Regions from separate parts of the Homo sapiens genome. Here all the other regions are linked to region 1. Evidence: chromatin contacts called from ENCODE Hi-C or POLR2A ChIA-PET data. All regions are on one chromosome and are shown on one strand. Each heading gives the region's core, a stretch centred on a gene start or an enhancer-like site at or near the end of the contact. The rest is flanking DNA. Distances are from core to core; before and after follow the strand shown. Region 1 holds the start of BLOC1S5-TXNDC5 (BLOC1S5-TXNDC5 readthrough (NMD candidate)). Region 2 holds the start of PRP4K (pre-mRNA processing factor kinase PRP4K). Region 3 holds the start of ECI2-DT (ECI2 divergent transcript). Region 4 has its middle 140 kb from the start of NEDD9.

Evidence for each region. Hi-C counts contacts between places; a loop is a spot of excess contacts on that map. ChIA-PET counts read pairs that join two places held with the same protein, here RNA polymerase II (POLR2A). Pooled maps may share reads with other maps.
Region 2: a map of CD8-positive, alpha-beta T cell shows a loop between it and region 1 (9-fold over the local background). The contact joins the promoter of PRP4K here to the promoter of BLOC1S5-TXNDC5 in region 1. A Hi-C loop is called at or near these places in 2 of 168 maps with a recorded cell type or tissue (CD8-positive, alpha-beta T cell and naive thymus-derived CD4-positive, alpha-beta T cell) and 7 of 50 pooled maps. POLR2A ChIA-PET finds 5 or more read pairs at or near these places in 1 of 52 experiments (activated CD4-positive, alpha-beta T cell).
Region 3: a loop to region 1 is called in a map of CD4-positive, alpha-beta T cell, with 13 times the contacts of the local background. The contact joins the promoter of ECI2-DT here to the promoter of BLOC1S5-TXNDC5 in region 1. A Hi-C loop is called at or near these places in 2 of 168 maps with a recorded cell type or tissue (CD4-positive, alpha-beta T cell and naive thymus-derived CD4-positive, alpha-beta T cell), 1 of 37 single-sample maps with no recorded cell type and 6 of 50 pooled maps.
Region 4: a loop to region 1 is called in a pooled map, with 4 times the contacts of the local background. The contact joins the enhancer-like site here to the promoter of BLOC1S5-TXNDC5 in region 1. A Hi-C loop is called at or near these places in 2 of 50 pooled maps.

The regions. Positions count from the first base shown.
Region 1 is chr6:8,062,108-8,066,715 of GRCh38, reverse strand. It overlaps BLOC1S5-TXNDC5 (BLOC1S5-TXNDC5 readthrough (NMD candidate)), which reads left to right and starts at 2,302. Exons shown (of 13, transcript NR_037616.1): 1 at 2,302-2,451; 2 at 4,100-4,182. It overlaps BLOC1S5 (biogenesis of lysosomal organelles complex 1 subunit 5), which reads left to right and starts at 2,327. Exons shown (of 5, transcript NM_201280.3): 1 at 2,327-2,451; 2 at 4,100-4,182. The coding sequence starts at 2,340. It overlaps EEF1E1-BLOC1S5 (EEF1E1-BLOC1S5 readthrough (NMD candidate)), which reads left to right. Exons shown (of 7, transcript NR_037618.1): 4 at 4,100-4,182. RefSeq lists enhancers at 744-893, 904-1,003, 2,694-2,883, 2,493-3,119.
Region 2 is chr6:4,018,486-4,023,093 of GRCh38, reverse strand. PRP4K (pre-mRNA processing factor kinase PRP4K) reads right to left here and starts at 1,794. Exons shown (of 15, transcript NM_003913.5): 1 at 1,628-1,794. The coding sequence starts at 1,668. LOC124901245 (a long non-coding RNA gene) reads left to right here and starts at 1,927. Exons shown (of 2, transcript XR_007059415.1): 1 at 1,927-4,274. RefSeq lists enhancers at 552-611, 1,654-1,963, 4,493-4,542.
Region 3 is chr6:4,133,440-4,138,047 of GRCh38, reverse strand. It overlaps ECI2-DT (ECI2 divergent transcript), which reads right to left and starts at 1,976. Exons shown (of 4, transcript NR_103764.1): 1 at 1,800-1,976; 2 at 646-687. It overlaps ECI2 (enoyl-CoA delta isomerase 2), which reads left to right and starts at 2,473. Exons shown (of 10, transcript NM_206836.3): 1 at 2,473-2,537; 2 at 4,337-4,499. The coding sequence starts at 2,488. RefSeq lists silencers at 1,918-2,127, 2,288-2,427.
Region 4 is chr6:11,372,412-11,377,019 of GRCh38, reverse strand. It overlaps a transcript of NEDD9 not described here. Among named protein-coding and RNA genes, the nearest start is that of NEDD9, 140 kb to the right of the region's middle. Within about 2 kb of position 2,664, at least 4 of the 41 ENCODE cell types and tissues checked have a DNase peak (open chromatin) inside an H3K27ac peak, as active enhancers do.

The DNA of each region.
Region 1 (4,608 bases), core at 1,053-3,552:
AAAAATTTCATTTAAAAATACAGGGAAAGTCTTGTCAATCCAGAGACAATAAGAGACAATACAAGACCTTCAGGGAAAGGATAAGAGTCCCATTTTAGCCTCAAAACTCTTGAGATTTCATGGGTCAAAGACCAAGGACACACTCATAGCAGCTGAATGTGCCAGGCGAAATGGCACTGCCAATGTTGCTTCTCAGTCTCCTAGCTGTCTGAGCCGCAGTGTAAAGATTTATATAAAAGCGGAGAGAGAACAGAGGCATATGCTGGACCTCACCATCCCAGAGAACAATACAACTTAATAGTGTATAATCAAATGGCTAGAACACATATTCACAGGCTACAAGCAACAGACTTGCAGAAAAGTAATTGTGTACTTATTCAGTGTTGGCTCCCCTGCAGGCTGCATGAGGAAAGGAAAAGGCTGCATTAGTCTTGTTCACCACTGTGTCTTAGCTCCTAGCACTATGCTGGGCACGTAGCAGCTGCTCAATAACGTATTTGTTAAATGTTTTTGAATGAAAAAATGAAAAGCCCATGTGGCCTGTTAAAGTTAATATGGCTTCTCTCTCCCTTCTCTCCAAATCTCCCTTCCCCACTCTCTCTTCACCCACCACCTATGCTTAAACACATACACAGAGACACAGAGGCAGTTGTTTCTGCCACATACAAGTCAGGCAGTCATTTAACCTCTCTGTGCCTCAGCCTCCTCGTCTGTAAATGAGGACATTAATAATAACTACTTCAAAGGCCGGCCATGAGGATTAAATGAATGCAAATTTGTAGACCACTTACAGTATTACCTGGCATGTAGCAAGTGCCATGTAAGTGTTTGTTAAACTGCAGTGCTATCCGAAGTTAGCACAGACTTCAGAGGTCAAAGCATGGTCCTCCTCAAGACTCCCCTTCAGACACCTGCCACAAGCTTTGGGGTTCCCAGGCCACCTGCACTTCTGACCAGCTGTCTCTGTCATATGCCCAGGGCCTGAGCACTGTCTGCTAGGGTGCCTCAGTTCTCACCCACGCAGCTTCTCTCTACACATGATGTTTCATTGCTATTCGCTTTACTCCCTCAGGTTTCACAGAATGACTCATAGAACTCAAGAAAGTGCTTTCCTTGCTATTACAGTTTTATTATAAAGGACACATATCAGGACCAGCCAAATGAAGAGATGTATAGGGCGAGATGTGGGAGATTTCCCAAATAGAAGCTTACGTGTCCTCAGGAACGCTTCCCCCTCCTGACACTTTGATGAATGATTATCGACCAGTAAGCTCACCTGAGCTTCCACATCCAGAGTACTCACTGGGGTTCCATTATGTAGGCATAGTTGGTTAAATCACTGGCCACATGGCTGAACTCAGTCTCCAGCCCCAATCTGCTCCCCAGAGGTGGGCCTGCTTATGTGACTCAAAGCCTAAGCCCTCATGGTTGGCCGGCCCTTCTGGTGTGGCCAGCCTCCATTCTGAAATCATCTTGGGCCCTCCATGAGCCATCTCATTAGCATAAACTCAGGTGTATTTCCAGAGGCCCACCATGAATAACAAAGACACTTCTATCACTTGGGAAATTCTAAGGATTGAGGGTACCTCCCAGGAACCAGAGTCAAAGTCCAGTCAAATTCTTTATTATACAACGTGAGTTTACTGACTTGAACAGAAAGAGGGAGCAAGAGAAGCATTCTAGGAAACAGGTGTCTAAAAAGAAAGGCAGGAATAGTCAGCCACACTCATGGCATAGTAGGGAAACAGCCCCCAGCTAATTGGCTTTGCTATACAGTAGTCCCCCCTTATCTGAGGTTTCACTTTCTGTGGTTTCATTACCCGCAGGACGGTACAATAAGATATTTTGGGAGAGAGACTACATTCACATAACTTTTATTAAATTGTTCTAATTGTTCATCTCTTACTGTGCCTAATTTATAAACTTTATCATATGTATATACAGGAAAAAACATAGTATATACATGGTTCAGTACTATATGCAGTTTCAGGAATCTACTGGGGGTCTTGGAATGTATTCTCAGCAGATATGGGAGGACAACTGTACTGGAATGCACCAGCTTTGAGCCAAATAACCAGGGCTCTGAGTTTAGCTCCAAAGTTCAAGCACCTTCCTATTCTAGCAGCATCCGCCCTGATCCAGCATGGCGGCAAGAGCTTCTGCCAGTTCACAGCCTGACTACACGGCAGGCGCCTTTCCGGAACCGCCCGCTGGGTAGATTAAATTTCTCCGGCGCCCTGTAATGACACACACACAAAAAAAACCCGGGCGCGCCTTGTAAGAGGGCGGCCGGGTTTGCGCAGGCGCAGCGTGGCCGCGGGTGGGCGGAACTGGTCGGGATGAGTGGCGGAGGGACAGAGACCCCTGTGGGTTGTGAGGCCGCCCCGGGCGGTGGCAGCAAGAAGAGGGACTCCCTGGGGACTGCGGGCTCAGCGCACCTCATTATCAAGGGTACGGAGTGTCAGGGCTATAGTTCCTGGTGGATCCCAGCACAGCCTCATCTCCCAGGCGGCGCCCTCTGACCCGGGCCGACCCCCGGGTCCCGGGCTGGCGCGCGTGCGTTTGTGCGGGTGGGGGAGTCGTGGTCGGTCCCCGCCTTTTTCCCCGCGCCAAATGCGTCCCACCACAACCAACCAGCCCAACTCTTCGTGTTTCCCCGCTTTCCTCTGTCGCAGCCTGAGCCATCAGGCCCGCCCCCGTCCATTCCGCAAGCTCAGGACCCCTGGGCGCAGAGCCTTTGGGCAGCCTCGCCACCGACGTGTAGTGGAAAGGGCATTGGACCTGGGAGGCGGGAGGCAGTCGCTTAGGAGTTGAGTGACTTCGGGTCACTGGCTTTACTCACTCTCCTACCCGATCTGTTCCTGGTCGTGCGAGGAGTAAGTGAGATACACTTACGAAGGCGCTCTATAGCACTGTAAAGAACCATTCACGTTCAGAAATGTCCATGTGTTCTGTGTGCTTTGAGCTGGGAGAAGGTTACAACCTAGATTCTCACAGAATCTGCTTTAGGTTTGACTCCTAAAGCTCACAACGCTGTTTGCTGCGTGAAAGTCTTTGACAGTTGAGTTGTAGTGCTTTATATATACCAGATATAAAGTGCTTATATACAGTGCTTGTATTATTTTTTCTACTTGACATGCTTAAGAAGATATGTACTAATAAAATTCATTAAAATAGAGAATTGAAACCTGCCCATCGTATGTCTGCAAAAATGAAAAATTTGGGGAACATTGCCAGTGAATGAATATGAATAATACATTGTCTTAGATTTAATTTCTCAAGGAATTTTGAGACTTACATTTTAAACTACATAGTTGTAACTAAGAAGAATAATAAACTGACTCACCAAAAGACTTAAATTCAGACCTTTTCTTAATGACTTTTTCAGACTTATGAAAAAGAGACTTACAATGAACATTCACCACCCACCTTAATAAATAAATTACTAAAAGCCCCACTGTGTCTTGCTCTAATTGCACTAGTTCCCCTCCCTCGTCTCAAGGTAGCCACTATCCAGAATTTGGTGTTTATTATTCTTGTGCATTTCTTTATAGTTTTGTTGCTTCTGTCTATATCCCAAAAGGAAATATTTTGAATATTTTAAAGTTTTATGTAAATTGCTTTAATCCTTCTGAAACTTGCTTTTTTATTATATTTATTATAAAATACGTATTATTTTTTATATTTATGTTGATAAGTGTAACTCTGATGTATTTATTTTTACTTGGTGATTGATAGAATTCCATTGTATGAGTATGGTTAAGGTGTTTTGCGTTTTTTCTTTTGATATTACACCTATGCTGTAATAAATATGTATAAATGGCCTTACTCATTTGTGCAAGAGTTTTCCAGGGTACATACCTAGGCATGAAAATGCTAGGTATACATGTCTGCAACTTTATTGAATACTGAAAGATTGTTCTCAAAAGTAGTTGTATCAGTGTACACATCCACTGGCAGTGGATGAGATTTCTTCTTAGTCCATAGTCTAAACTGGATTTTAACCTTCATCTCTTAGTGGGGAAGGGAGAGAGTAAAACAAGCTAGAGATTATGCCATTTAGCATGGATTAACCCTGAATTTCATTTTATCTTTATAGATCTTGGAGAAATTCATTCAAGGCTTTTGGATCACAGACCAGTTATTCAAGGTGAAACTCGTTATTTTGTAAAAGAATTTGAAGTGAGTATTTAAACTTATTTTATAAAAGTACTTCCCTAATTGTTAGTGTGTTATTATACAGAAGAGAAATTCCCCAGTTTTAAAATCGGATTTTAGTTCATGTGTTCATAAAATATACAAAGTAAAAATGATGAAGACGTAAAAATTGTTGTTTTTAATGGGATAAGTTCCATACTAAACAGCAGGATACATAAGTTCTGGTGCCTGCTCTAGGGTATTTAATGTCTGTTGATCTGAGGTTTTTTTAATCTATAAAATGAGATATAGTGGGGGAAAAAAAGGGATTTTAGAGATTGATGGGTCTGAGTTTTTCAGACTCATTTTCTGTAATTTTTTCCTCAATTGAGACATCACCAATTATGCAAGCAGTCAAATTAAAACTTAAGGATTATCCTTGGCTATTTCCTTTCTTACAGGTTCCACATT
Region 2 (4,608 bases), core at 545-3,044, 4.0 Mb after region 1:
TATACAGACCAAATATTCCATTTACACCAAGTGCTCTGTGGGGAAGGGAAGGGAAATTAAAGATTATCTCTGTTACTCATACAGCAGAGGCCTAAATATGTATTTTTGAAATTATTAAGTCTAATATTATTTGAATACAGTATGTGAATAAACTATGGCTGACCCACTCCTGGAAATGAATCTGAAACATCCCTAAAATCAAATAAATGGACATAATATTACAGAACTTTTCAGATTAGTAGAAAATGTAACCACATAGCATGAGATCTGCACGGTACTGGCATAAACACTGTAATTGTGCCACACAATGAACTTGGTGAGAAACAGTAAGAGGTTAAAGCTAATTTAAAACTTCAGAATCCATTTGTTCTCTGCTAAGTCAAATTGTAAAAATAATACAGCAGTTTTGAAAAGCCCTTAATTAAAAATTCCGTTTCTCTGCCTAGCTGAGTAATGCAGATGATTGAGGAGCCCAAAACTGGATGCACAGCAATTAAGTGTCAGGTTGTCTGGTGGCAAAGATTTCTTCTATCGCTCAGTCACAAGTTGCTGGGAGACTATACCTCTTTCTAAGATGGCTGGAAACAGATCAGACAGTGCAGATGCAAAAAAAAACAAAAAACAAAACAAAAAAAAAAAACGGTCGCTATAGGAACATTGCCGTAAAATCCATTCTCTCTGTTAAGGTTCTTGTTTGAGTTTTCCTAACATAGACATGAACAGCAAAATACTGCTTTAAGTTAACCAATGGTTAACCTTTGCAGCATACACTCGTATTTTTTTTTTTTTCATTTTTCATTTGGCCGCATGGATTCTTAATGTTAGCTTAATTATAGACATAAAGTGGTTTGGCAGTAGCTAGCAATTCCCACTACTCCTTCCACTCGTCCTCCTAAAGAAGGGTTATAAACTCAGGCAAAAAAAAAAAAAAAAAAAAAATGCCAGGCCTCAAAACCAAAGACTCTATCTTACTTTGCCTCAAGTTTGCAAGTTGGTAAAAAAGCTGCCGGTAGGCACTCAAAACAAAACAAAACAATACTGGGTGACTGCTGGACTAAAGAGTACAAGGTGACGAGATCAAGTATCCCGCTAGCCACAGACTAGCTCTGGGATGGCCAGAGAGTGTGACCCCAGCACCTCCGCTCTCTGCTTTCAGGTCCTAAACTGACACCAGTAAAAGGACGACTGGGGGTACCGCATGAGGAAGAAAAGACTTAGGGCTTGGCCCGCCTGCTGCCACTGACCCTCGTGTCCCCAACACAGATGCCGCTAAGAGCTGCGGCCAGGGAGCTCAGATGGGTCCCCAAAAGAGGCATAGGAAAGCGCGACCTCACTGCCGCGGCAGCCGCCACGCGCACCGGACCTGTAGAGGCCGCTCGCGCCTACGCCTCCCGGGGCAACGACGCGCGGCAGGCCGCGGCCGCCTTCACCCCAGCAGCCACGGCCTCTGGGAGAAGGAAGCTCGAAGGCCGCCTGCTCCCCATGCCTCCCACCCCACAACGAATCGCGCCGGAAAAAGCAAAGTTTGACTCTCGCCGTTAGGCCCGAACTTTCCCGCCACCCCGTGCAGCTCCCACTCGGCAGTCCCCGGGCTCCAGCTTCTGGCCCACTCACAGAGACTACTTACTCTGGCTGCTCCCGTAGCGACTGGGTCTCCGCGGCGGCCATCTTGAACTTCCTGACTCCTCGGCGGCGGTGGCGGCGGCTCCCGGACGGTGGAGGGTAGGGGAAGTGGAGGAAGAAGGAAAAGAGCTGCCGCGCATGTGCCGACCGTGTAGGGAAGAGCTGGGTTCTGAGTCCGCGCTAAGAATCCGGATATAAAACCCCACGTCCCGGGACTAGCGCAGGGCGTAGTGTCGCAGCTTCCGGGAGCATGGTGGGCGGTGCTGCTAAGGATTGAGGTCGAGTGTCAAGCTTGAGCTCTTCAGTCAATGCTAGAAATGGACGTTTAGTTATTGAATCCCGCTAACGAGGGGAGCCAACAAGAGAGGGATGTCGGCATCGGGTGTGCGGTTCCAAGAACTGATTGGCTGTGGAGATTAGAAGTTAGGTGAAAATTCTCTTAAACTCGGGCAAACGAATTGATGATTTTTCCCCTGGTCGGTGTTAGAGACACAGTAAATGCTTAACCATCTCGCTAGACAGCTCAACTGAAGTGGCATTAACTTCCCGGGAAAGTGTGTAGAAAGGCATTTTTAAATACTGTAAACTCGAACGTAAATATCTTTTAATGTGGAACTGTTACTACATTTAACACTGAACATCTTTTCAACTTTTACATAGTTCAAGGGTGACACGATTCAGTTCGTTATTTCCGTAATTGGAACGTGTAATGTTTTTTGGCCCAAGTTGCGTTATGTGATTTTGTTTTCTTCTATAACGACTCTACAGTAATGGGGTAGAATGGAATATTGTGGGGAAAACATTTACTGGCTCTTGGAGAACTCTCAAAACCAATTAGGTTCTTTAATTCCTCTTTAAAAAAATATTTCTCGCCTGGCGCTGTGGCTCACCCCTGTAATCCCAGCACCTTGGGAGGCCGAGGCGGGCGGATCACCTGAGGCCAGGATTTGGAGACCAGCCTGGCCAACATGGTGAAACCCCGTCTCTATTAAAAATACAAAAAATTAGCTGGGCGTGGTGGCGCTCGCCTATAATCCCAGCTACTCCGGAGGCTGAGGCAGGAGAATCGCTTGAACCCGAGAGGCGGAGTTTGCACTGAGATCACGCCACTGCACTCCAGCCTGGGCGACAGAGCAAGATTCCATCTCAAAAAAAAAAAAAAAATTATCCATACTTTGGAACCTGGAAGCAGCGTGACGATCACTTTCATTCTTGTAATCATCTGAGTTTGCCTTTGTCCTAGAAAATTGAGTTCGGAATCTCCAGACTCCATACATATCTCTTGATTTCCAGGGGAGAAGGGTTTTAAATGTTCTTACAAAATGTCTCTTGTTGCCTGAATTCCAAACGTTTTGAAATGTTAGGGCCGGGCGCGGTGGCTCACGCCTGCAATCCTCTAGCACTTTGGGAGGCCGAGGCGGGCGGATTGCCTGAACTCAAGAGTTCGAGTCCAGCCTGGCCAACATAGCGAAACTCCGTCTCTGCTAAAAATACAAAAAATTAGCCGGCGTGGTGGCGCCTGTAGTCTCAGCTACTCGGGAGGCTGAGGCAAGAGAATCGCTTGAACCCGGGAGGCCGAGATCGCGCCATTGCACTCCAGCCTGGGCAACAAAAGCAAAAACGCCGTCTCAAATAAATAAATGAAATAAACTTAGTAAACTATTTTTAAATAATGTTAAAATTAACGGTGTACGTAGTAGAACTGTGAGAGATCTCATCTTGGAAATAGAGTGATATACTTGAAGGCAAGAGATTGGGTCAGGTACTATTAACACGTTTTACACATGAACAAACCGACACTAAGAGGTAAGGTAATTTGCTTATGATTGAGTTCCCAAGTACAAAGCTGATTTTTGAACTAAAATCTGACTCGAAAATCTGCTCTTTTCTTATCAGGCTGCTTCCTACAAAAATATAACCTCGCTTAGCATCTGCTTGTTAAGCATCCACCCTCACAGCTCTTTGGCATTCAAATGTTTGTTGAGTAGGGGTAATAGAGCACTACGTTCGAATCAGAAAATGCCTTATTTTTCCTTGCTTGCAAGAGCCTATTATAAATAAATGCCTTGTTTTCGCTGTGTCTCTTTCTTGTTGTCGAGAGCTCAGGCTGGTCTTAATTTCTGCAACCATAGTATTATCTCCCAGGTCTCCTTCTGCCCTGTGTATTTTGCAGTTATGCTTTATGTGGAGATGAAGCATCCTAAGTGTGGAGAACGATATATGGGGCCCGAACAATAGGTGCTGAAGCCAGATTGTGTGACTAAAGTTGGTATTTGAACAAACCAAGTGTTTATTTTTTTAAAGAGCATGGTAAAAACTAAGTTTCAAAAATCGATGCTGGCAAAAATTTCCTTGAAAAAATTCTCACCAAGTTCACTTGCACGGTACTACCTGGGGAATGAAACACATTTGTCAAGGACACGCCCAAAACTATGTTGCTGTTGTAATTTTCAAAGACTGGGAACTGCGGCAGGGGGAGTTACAATTAAAGCAAACATCGGCGTATCAGTTTATTCATTCAGCAAACGTTTATGAAGCAACAAACGTATGCCCAATATTTCAGTCTTGCTGCTCTTCCTCCCCAAATTCAGGAACCTTTGCAACGGAAAGCGGCCTCGGGCAGGCGCCTTTTGAGCAGAGGAGTAAAACCGGTAAGTCAGCAGTGGAACCCGCCTCCCCGGAAATCCTTGGAGGGGGCGGGGCCCTGGGGAGCGCGCTCTTCCCAGCGGCAGCTGGGGAGGCGCATGCGTACTTGCGTCATCGTTGGGTAGCAGCGGGGAGGCGTGGGAGGATCTGAGGCCTGCGGTGGGCCTTGGTCCCTTCTCTCCCCGCCCCGAAGCCGCCTGCTCAACCTGAGGGCCACCGGCCTCTATCCGTCGGTGCCGATGCTCCTTGCTTCCCAGCCAGAGCGTCTCATCTCTGGGCCCGGAGCCCCAGGCTCGTTCTCCTCAGCCCCTGCCGGCGGCGGCGCTCTTGCAGCCATTC
Region 3 (4,608 bases), core at 727-3,226, 3.9 Mb after region 1:
CTCCTTAGCACAGATACAATGATCTTCAAGCTCAGGTGGAGAATCTACCAAAATCACAATGGTTCCCTTTTGCTGCAACTGGCCCTCCCACCCACAGGGCCATGGCAGCCATGTTTACAAGGCATGGTCTGGACACCTCTTAACAGTTTAGTAAACCAAATACGGACCCAAGATGACCCTCTTTAGGATCTAGGAATCTAAATGTCTGTCTCTTTAACCAGGAATGTCTGTCTCTTTAACCATCTCCTTTCTCTCAAATGCTGGATATAATGGGGCTTTAGTAAATGACAGCTGGTAGATATGCAAATGATTTCTCCAATAGGAAAAACATTCCTCCCGAGGTTATGGTTTTATTGCTCTATGGGATATTAACCAGTTTTGTTTCTAACTTTGCAATCTATTCCAGCATTCTTTTTTTAACATTGACTATATTAAACTAGTCTTTTAACTTCTTCTTTAGCACCCTGTTGGTTCCCTAATTAATGAGCTAAGTAAATCTTTGACACATGCTCTTTCTATATTTTTAAAATTATAGTTTGAAAAAGATAAGCTAATTTCCCACACCCCACTCTTTTCTGTGGTAGGTATAAGCCTGAGAGTAGTTTGCTTGCATTGCAAAAGGTTTCACTATCAAAATATGCTTACCAGTATGAGATTTAAAAAATATTTCCATGACAGCTGTTTCATCTTCTGGAAATGAATGAGTCTTGTATTATCTGCAATATCTGATTACTGCATTTCCATTACCTCTGAGGTTATCTAACAGCCTTGGAGAGAGTCAAGGTCTCTGAGAGAGGCAGCTCAGCCTACCAACTACCACTTTGTAATATATGGAGAGGCCAGGTGTGGTGGCTCACACCTGTAATCCCAACACTGGGAGGCCGAAGCGGGTGGATCACCTGAAATCAGGAGTTTGAGACCAGTCTGACCAACAAGGTGAAACCCCATCTCTACTAAATACAAAAAATTAGCCGGGCCTGGTGGCGCATGCTTGTAATCCCAGCTACTCGGGAGCCCGAGACAGGAGAATCACTTGAACCCAGGAGGTGGAGGTTGCAGTGAGCCGAGATTGTGCCAGTGCACTCCAGCCTACGCAACAAGACGGAAACTCCATCTCAAAAAAAAAAAAATCTCTTTGGGATAAGCCCAAATTGTTCTATTTGACTTTTGGTGTTGCCCCATCTACACTATTACCCAGATCTACCTGATGAAACTTAATGATAAAGTTACTTGAGACTTGGACTCTGCCCACCTGCAAGCCTCCTGTCTTTGGGGAATTCACCTGATTAATCTTTCTGGGTCTCAGTTTCCACATCAGCTCAACAGGGCAATATGCTCAACAGGGCAATTTCCACATCAGCTCAACAGGGCAATATCATTTTCCTTACAGGGTTGTCCAAAGACTTACAATTAGCCTGGCTCACTATAGGTAGTCCACAGGTGTCAGCTACATAAATCTAAAACTCCTAGGCATGCTTGGATGGGACAACTTGGGCACAGAATTTAGAGGGGTGGTTTTGTTTCGTTTTGTTCTGTTTTGTTTTTTGGTTCTCTGGGAACTGGACAAGGTGACACAGCCAAGGCCCTTCCAACTCTTAAGAATTCTTCCCCAAAGAAAATACTTTGCAAATGCCTCAGCAGAACTCAAAAATATCCACAAACTCTTCACTGACACTAAAAACTTGGGTACTCCAAAAATCACTTCTGACCCCCAGGCGTCCTACCAGGTCTGCAAACCTTCGATTTGGGGATGCATGACCTAGCAGCTTTTAAGCATACGCCCTCAATTGTTACCCCACCTCCCGGCTCAGGGCTGGCCCTCGGGATGCAGCGACCCCTCCTCGCCAGGCTCCGCGGGACTCCGGGCAGGGCGCTCAGTGCTCCGGCAGCCACAGGGTTCGCAGAGCTGAGGTCCGCCCGAGAGAGCAGCCGCGCCTCCAGCTCGCAGTTACTCGGAGCCAGGCCGGGGAGCATCTGTGCCCCGCCCCACGCGCCGCGCAAGTCCTCCCGGGATCACCCTCCCCGCGCCGCGAACCCCCCGCACTTCCTCCACTCCCGGGTGATACCCGGCCTCGCTCCGGCCCCGCCCCCGCATCTGAGCCCCGACTCCTAACCGCCTAGAGCTCCCGCCCCGCCCACGCACCGACCCCCCCGGCCCCACCCCCGAGCCCCCGCAGCCCCAGAGGAGGCCACGGGCTAGCGATGGCGAATGCGGCGTGGCTACGCTCTCAGCCTGGCCCCGCCCCAACCCTGGCCCCGCCCATGCCCCAGGCTCCTGCCTGGGCTCTGCTCTCGGCCCCGCCCCGCACCCAAGCCCCGGCCCCACCCCCGAGCCCCCGCAGCCCGGGAGCCTAGGCCCCGCCCCCGAGTCCCGGCTCCACCCCCGAGACCCGGCCCCACCCCCGAGCCCCCGCAGACCGAGCTAGGCCCCGCCCCCGAGACCCGGCCCCACCCCCGAGCCCCCGCAGCCCTAGAGCCGCCCAAGGGATGGCGATGGCGTACTTGGCTTGGAGACTGGCGCGGCGTTCGTGTCCGAGGTAAGCTTGGAGTCCCGGCCGTTCGGCCCATGGTCGCCCGCAGGATACCGCTGTCCAGGCGAAGGTCGCCGCCGTTGGAAGACCCTCCTTCCCTATTGTCTAGGTGGCAACAGGATTTTGCTTTGCTGGTTTTCCGGTGAGGTAGTGCTAAAAAGTGACGACCTCACGCGCGCCCTCCTGCACCGCTGGGCCCGGAGTGGTCAGGATGGGCGCGTCGGGAGGTCAGGGCTATGGTTCCCTGTCAGCAGTCCCCAAGGTCTCCGCCTGCCTCCGCGCACGCTCCCATCCTCCTGGGGCCGGACTCCGGGCGGGTGAGCCGCCCCAGCTGAGCACCCGGGCCTGCACTTCCCAGCCGGGCTGCTTCTGGGGTGCAAAGCGTCGCTTGCTAAAAGCGAGGTAAACGCAAGCCGTTATCACTCGTGTGGACTTAACACTCTGCTTCTTGGAGAACACGTATGCTATAAAGTGAAATGGCCGGGTACAGAGTAACGGCTAAGAAGCACGCTGCACCTCCCTGGGGTCCCGGGAACCCGCACGAATCTGTGCATAGGGAACAAAACCGAAACACGGTGGTGGCCTTGAAGTGGTAGAATTATGAGTGATTTTCCCGACTTTATGTATTTTCTTAAATGGTCGTGTTTTTGCTATTTGTTTTTAAAACTCACGCTTTATTTAAAAATAAATTTGTTCCACATTTTGTGGAAACTTGTACATTTCGGCTTTCTGTGGATATTTTAAATTTTTCTTTCGTTTTCTACGTGGAATTTGCCATATAAGATGCAGTTTTTCCCTTTACAGAAAATCATTTTAATGTAAAACTTACTCTAGGCTGATCTTACTGAATCAGTTACTAATAGTCCAAAGTTTGAACCTAGAGTTCATTGCACCATTTTCGAGTTACATAATTGTGTTTGTGTGTTAGGTTTGGGCTTTGTAACCTGTATTATTTTAATCATCTTTTTTGCCATTAACTCTATTATTCAGTGTCATCGTCGTGAACTCCATTTTTAGCTTGTGGCCTGAGTCCTGTGCATTCAAGTTTGCCACCCCACCCCCGCTCACTATGTGTGCTTAAAAACGTGCTGATCACCCCCGCGGTGGTTGCTGTTTCTGCTCTGTTCCTGGCTGGCTGGTTAAACATACCCATAGAAAGGGGCACGCCTGCTGAGCCCCCTTCACTGACTCCCTTCCACTGCAGGTAGATTCCCTCCCATCTGCTGAGAAGGCTGTGGCTCTATCTGGAATGCCAGCAACTGCTCGTGTGTTCTTTTGAATATTTCTTGTATGTTCACATCCATTCTCCCCTCCTTCCACCTGTGTGTATGTTGGAACACCAGCTTCGCCAGCAAAGAGGCAAGAATTGACCTGATATAGCTTATGGCTTATCAGTGAGTGCAGAGGCTGTTTCAGGACTTTGGGACACTTCACTAAATTCTGTGCACTTTAGCCTTTTGGTTTCCTGCTGTCCACTGTCTTGCATGCACTTCACTTCTTGCCTTTGGCAAAATTTACATGGTCATTCCTGTTCTGGCTGCTTTTATCTTTAGTTGCTTACAGATACCTCCCTGGATGGTTACTTTTCCTTTTATTTAAAGTTACTACTGTTAGCTTCTGTATTGACTTATTATCTTGGAATCCTTACAGCCAATTATTTGCAGCCAGTTTGCTGAGGCAAGTATAAAGAAAATATCTATAGACAAACATGGCATTTTGTTATGTATAGGCTGGGAACAATTAGAAATCAGGCTGCAGAAATGTGAGGGTTGGGAACAAATAGAAATCAGTCTGCCTAATTGTAGTTCTCTGCAGGTCACTAGTTTCCCGGTAGTTCAGCTGCACATGAATAGAACAGCAATGAGAGCCAGTCAGAAGGACTTTGAAAATTCAATGAATCAAGTGAAACTCTTGAAAAAGGATCCAGGAAACGAAGTGAAGCTAAAACTCTACGCGCTATATAAGCAGGTAAATGCCTACGGTCGAACGTTATTTAAAGAATTTTGGGCAAATGACTTCTTAAATAAATACACTGTGTGTTTACTAAAATGTGGCCTTAACATTTTGGTTTGTCTTG
Region 4 (4,608 bases), core at 1,415-3,914, 3.3 Mb before region 1:
GTGGCAATCACCAAGGCTTATGGCTTGTGTCCTCCAGAACTGTGGCCAGAGCTGTACCTGGGCCCCTTTGAGCTGAGGCTGAAGCCAGAGTCTGAAGCTCAGCAGGGCAGTAGGGCCCTGGGCCTGGCCCCTGAAACCATTCTTTTCTCCTAAGCCTCTGGGCCTTTGATGGGAGGGGCTGTCCTCAAGATTTTTGAAATGCCTTTGGAGGGTTTTTGCCTTGTCTTGGATATTGGCTTCCTTTTAGTTATGCTCATCTCTCTAGCAAGTGAATGTTTCACAACCTGCTTGGATTCTTTCTCTACCACAGAGCCAGGCTGCAAATTTTACAAACTTTTACACTCTGTTTCCCTTTTAAATATAAATTTCAATGTTAAGTCACTTCTTTGCTCCCATATCTGATTTAGGTTGCTGGAAGTAGCCAAGTCACCTCTTGAATGCTTTGCTGCTTAGAAATTTCCTCTACTAGGTAGCCTGGGTCATCACTCTTAAGTTCAAACTTCCACAGATCCCTAGAGCATACAGTGCAACCAAGTTCTTTGTTAGGGCATAATAAGAATGACCCCATTCCATTTCCCAAAAACTTTCTCATTTCCATCTGAGACCTCATCAGCCAGAACTTCACTGTCCATATCTGTATCAGTATTTTGGTCACAACCATTTAACCAGTCTCTAAGAAGTTCCAAACTTTCCCTCATCTTCCTGTCTTTTTCTGAGTCCTTTAAACTCTTCCAGCCTCTCCCTTACCCCGTTCCAAAGTCACTTCCACATTTTCAGTTATCTTTATAGCAATGCTCCACTTCTCAGTACCAATTTTCAATTTTCTGTGTTAGTCCGTTTTGCATCACTATAAAGAAATACCCAAGGCTGGGTAATTTATAAAGAAAAAAAGTGGGGACCGGGCACGGTGGCTCACGCCAGTAATCCCAGCACTTTGGGAGGCCGAGACGGGCGGATCACGAGGTCAGGAGATCGAGACCACCCTGGCTAACACAGTGAAAGCCCGTCTCTACTAAAAATACAAAAAATTAGCTGGGTGTGGTGACGGGCGCCTGTAGTCCCAGCTACTCAGGAGGCTAAGGCAGGAGAATGGCATGAACCCGGGAGGCGGAGCTTGCAGTGAGCCGAGATCACGCCACTGCACTCCAGCCTGAGTGATAGAGTGAGACTCCGTCTCAAAAAAAAGAAAGAAAAAAGAAAAAAGGGTTGATTGACTTATGGTTCTGCAGGGTATACAGAAAGCATGGTGCTGGCATCTGCTTCGGGTGAGGCCTCAGGAAGGTTACAATCATGGCGGAAGGAGGAGCCAGCATATGACATGGCAAGAGAGAGAGAAAAGGACAGAAGGGAGAGGTCCCAGAGTCCTTTAAACAACCAGATCTTGGGTGCGTTAACTGAGTGAAAACTCACTCACCATCAAAGGGACAGCACTAAGCCACTCATGAGGGATCTGCCCCCATAATCCAATACCTCCTACTAGGCCCCACCTCTAACACTGTGGATCACATTTCAGCGTGAGATTTGGAGGAGACAAACATCCAAATTATATCACCTACCACAAAAGGAACTATTGTCTTAAAATTTTGTTAGTCATTCCCTTACTTTACTTTTTGATTGGCCTCCTAGGTCTAAGTGTATGCATAGACATATATGCATAGGTATATATACAATTTGCATATAGTCAATTTCTGCCTGTTTGGGAACTGTAAGTAAATATAATCATACATAAGCATTCTTCCAAGACTTGCTCTAGGGTCAACATGATATTTCTGAGTGTTATCCATGTTGATGCCAAGAGATGTTGATAATTCATTTTCACAGCTGTATAGTATCCTATTGCATGAATGTATGACAGTCTATCATTTCTATCAGTTGGCAGTGCTAAGTCATTGACAAAAATGATGGTTCAGAGTTAGGATTTCAAGAAGGCACAATTGCCACCAAATTTATCCCTGTTTCATGCACAAACTACTTGAGCAGAGAAGTGAAAATTTTGCCTCAAGTTAGAAGCAGGTTTTAGCTAGGGGACATCAAAGGAGGGAAGGGGTCTTAAATGGGAGAGGAAGAAAGGGCTAAAGTGACTCCCCAAGATTAAAAAATAAAAACAAAAAGAAAAAAAAGAATCTTCCTGGACAGACAATTTGTGACTGGGCTAGCCCATGCTGATTGTGGGCAAATTAAGGCTTTCACTCTCACTGTCACTTCCCCTCCAGATAAGCCCTTGGGGAAAAGTTCTATATGAATACTTAATTTACAAAAGTATTGTTCCCCAGACCAGCAGATTGGGTTCCATGAAGGTCCATCACTTTGCTTGATCCTGAAGAGAACCAAATTTCATATAGTGCTCATCTATAAGCTTCCTATTGATGTATTTTTTATATTCACCTTTTTCTATAGCATATGCGACTATGCAGCTACCACACAGTTATCAAATAGTAGTGTCCATGAACCTTTAGTAACCTTTGACTAGTTTCCATGACTCTGAAATTCCCCACCCACAGCTTCACTTGTAAAGAGTGGAAATATTTAGAGGAAGTGAGACTATCAGCAGCTCAGCCTCACCATGGGAAGCATTTTCTCCTCAAAGCACAGTAGTATGCTGGTGCCTTCTGTCACACTATCAGGACATGGCTTTAGCAAGTACAGTGTCCTCTCAGCACCTGTTCCTCATGCAGGTGCTTTGCATCATATAATCGTCGAAACATTAAGGAAGTAATGCTCTTTGTCACTCCACCGGAGTGGAGAAGTTAAAGTCAAGAGTGTACTTCAGGGGTTGTATCACTGGTTTGGCTTTAGTAGTTGTGAGGTCTTGATGGGTGAGAGTGATCCCTGGCAAATGACATATATTGATTGATTCATTGAGTGAGCAAAGGAGTAAGGTGGGTGTATTAGGGTTCTCCAGACAAACAGAACCAATGGAATGTGTGTGTGTATATATATACATATATATATAGAGAGAGAGAGAGAGAGAGAGATTTATTTTATGAAGTTGGTTCACACAATTATGGAGACTGGCAAGTCCAAAATCAGCAAGGCAGGCTGGCAAGCTGGAGATCAGGGAAGAACTGACATTGCTACTTGAGTCCGAAGGCACTCTGCTAGCTGAATTCCTTCTTGCTCTGTGGATGTCGCTCTTTTTTCTATTAAGGCCTTCAACTGATTGGAGGCCCACCTACATTATGGAAGGTCATTTGTTTTGCTCAAAGCCTACTCATTTAAATGTTAATCTTTTAAAGAAGATAGCTTTGCAGTGACATCCAGAAGAATGTTTGATCAATATCTAGGTACCTTGGCTTAGCCAAGTTAACACGTAAAATTAACCATCTCAGATACTGTATCCATTTCAGAAAATAATTTAGTAGATATTAATATTTATTGAACATCTGTTAAGGACTCTGTATGGGCCAGGCACCATATTAGGTGCTGGGGATTCAGCAGGAAAGCCAGCCAGACAAAATCCCTATTTTCAAGAAGCTTACATATGGAAGGGTGGAGGTTTGAGTAATTAAAACACTCGCAGTAGTTTTCATGCCTTCAAGAAGCACTGCAGATACAACTCAAGTCAATCAAATCCATTCTCCCATATACATATGGTATTGGGGTATAGTGAAAAGAGGAACAGAGGTTCTGACTTCCTGGACTTTGTCTTCTACTGAGGACCTCAGGTCTAAATTATATGATGACCATAGACACATTTTAACAATTATATACAACATGTTATTCATTATGTAGCTTTCAAAAGCACATATAATTCAGTTATAAAGGATGATGAAAATTAACAAATTGCATACAATTGTATTAAAAATAAAGTGACAAAGGTATTTTGTACATGATTATTTCATTTTCTTCATGAGTTTTTTTTTTTTAATTTTTATGGCAAAACAGTTCAAGGAACCACTTAACGAAGGTGTTTGATTTCAAAAGAATTGATTTGGGAAGACAGAACTGCTTGATGATGTCTGTTTCTTTGTTAGCTTTAAGTAACTGGTTTACTCAATTGGCCTCTTCCTTCATTGTGTTTTGGAGTTTTTTTGACTGAAGCAAAGACAAGCATTAAAAATAAAGACATTGGTTTATGTTGTTTAGAACTGAGAATCCATTTAAAAAAAATGAATTGGAGTATCTATGCCAGATTGCTCTTACATGATATATGTGGCCATGGGCAGAGGAGGGTTGCATTCTTAATTTATGCCCTGAAAGAATATCAGGCTTATTTCTCAAAAGGAAAAATACAAATGGCAAGCAGGTATATGAATAGGTGCTCAACATCACTGATCCTCAGAGAAATGCAAATCAAAACTACAATGAGATATCATTTCACCACAGTTAAAATGGCTTATATGCAAAAGTCAGGCAATAACAAATTCTACTGAGGATGTGAAGAAAAGGGAACCCTCATATACTGTTAGTGGGAATGTAAATTAGTATAACCACTGTGGAGAACAGTTTGGAGGTTCCTCAAAAAACTAAAAATAGAGCTGTCATATGATCCAGCAATCCCACTCACATATACCCAAAAGAAAGGAAATCAATATATTAAAGACATATCTGCAGTCCTGTGTTTATTGCAGCACTCTTCACAAGTGCCAAGATTTGGAAGAAACCTAA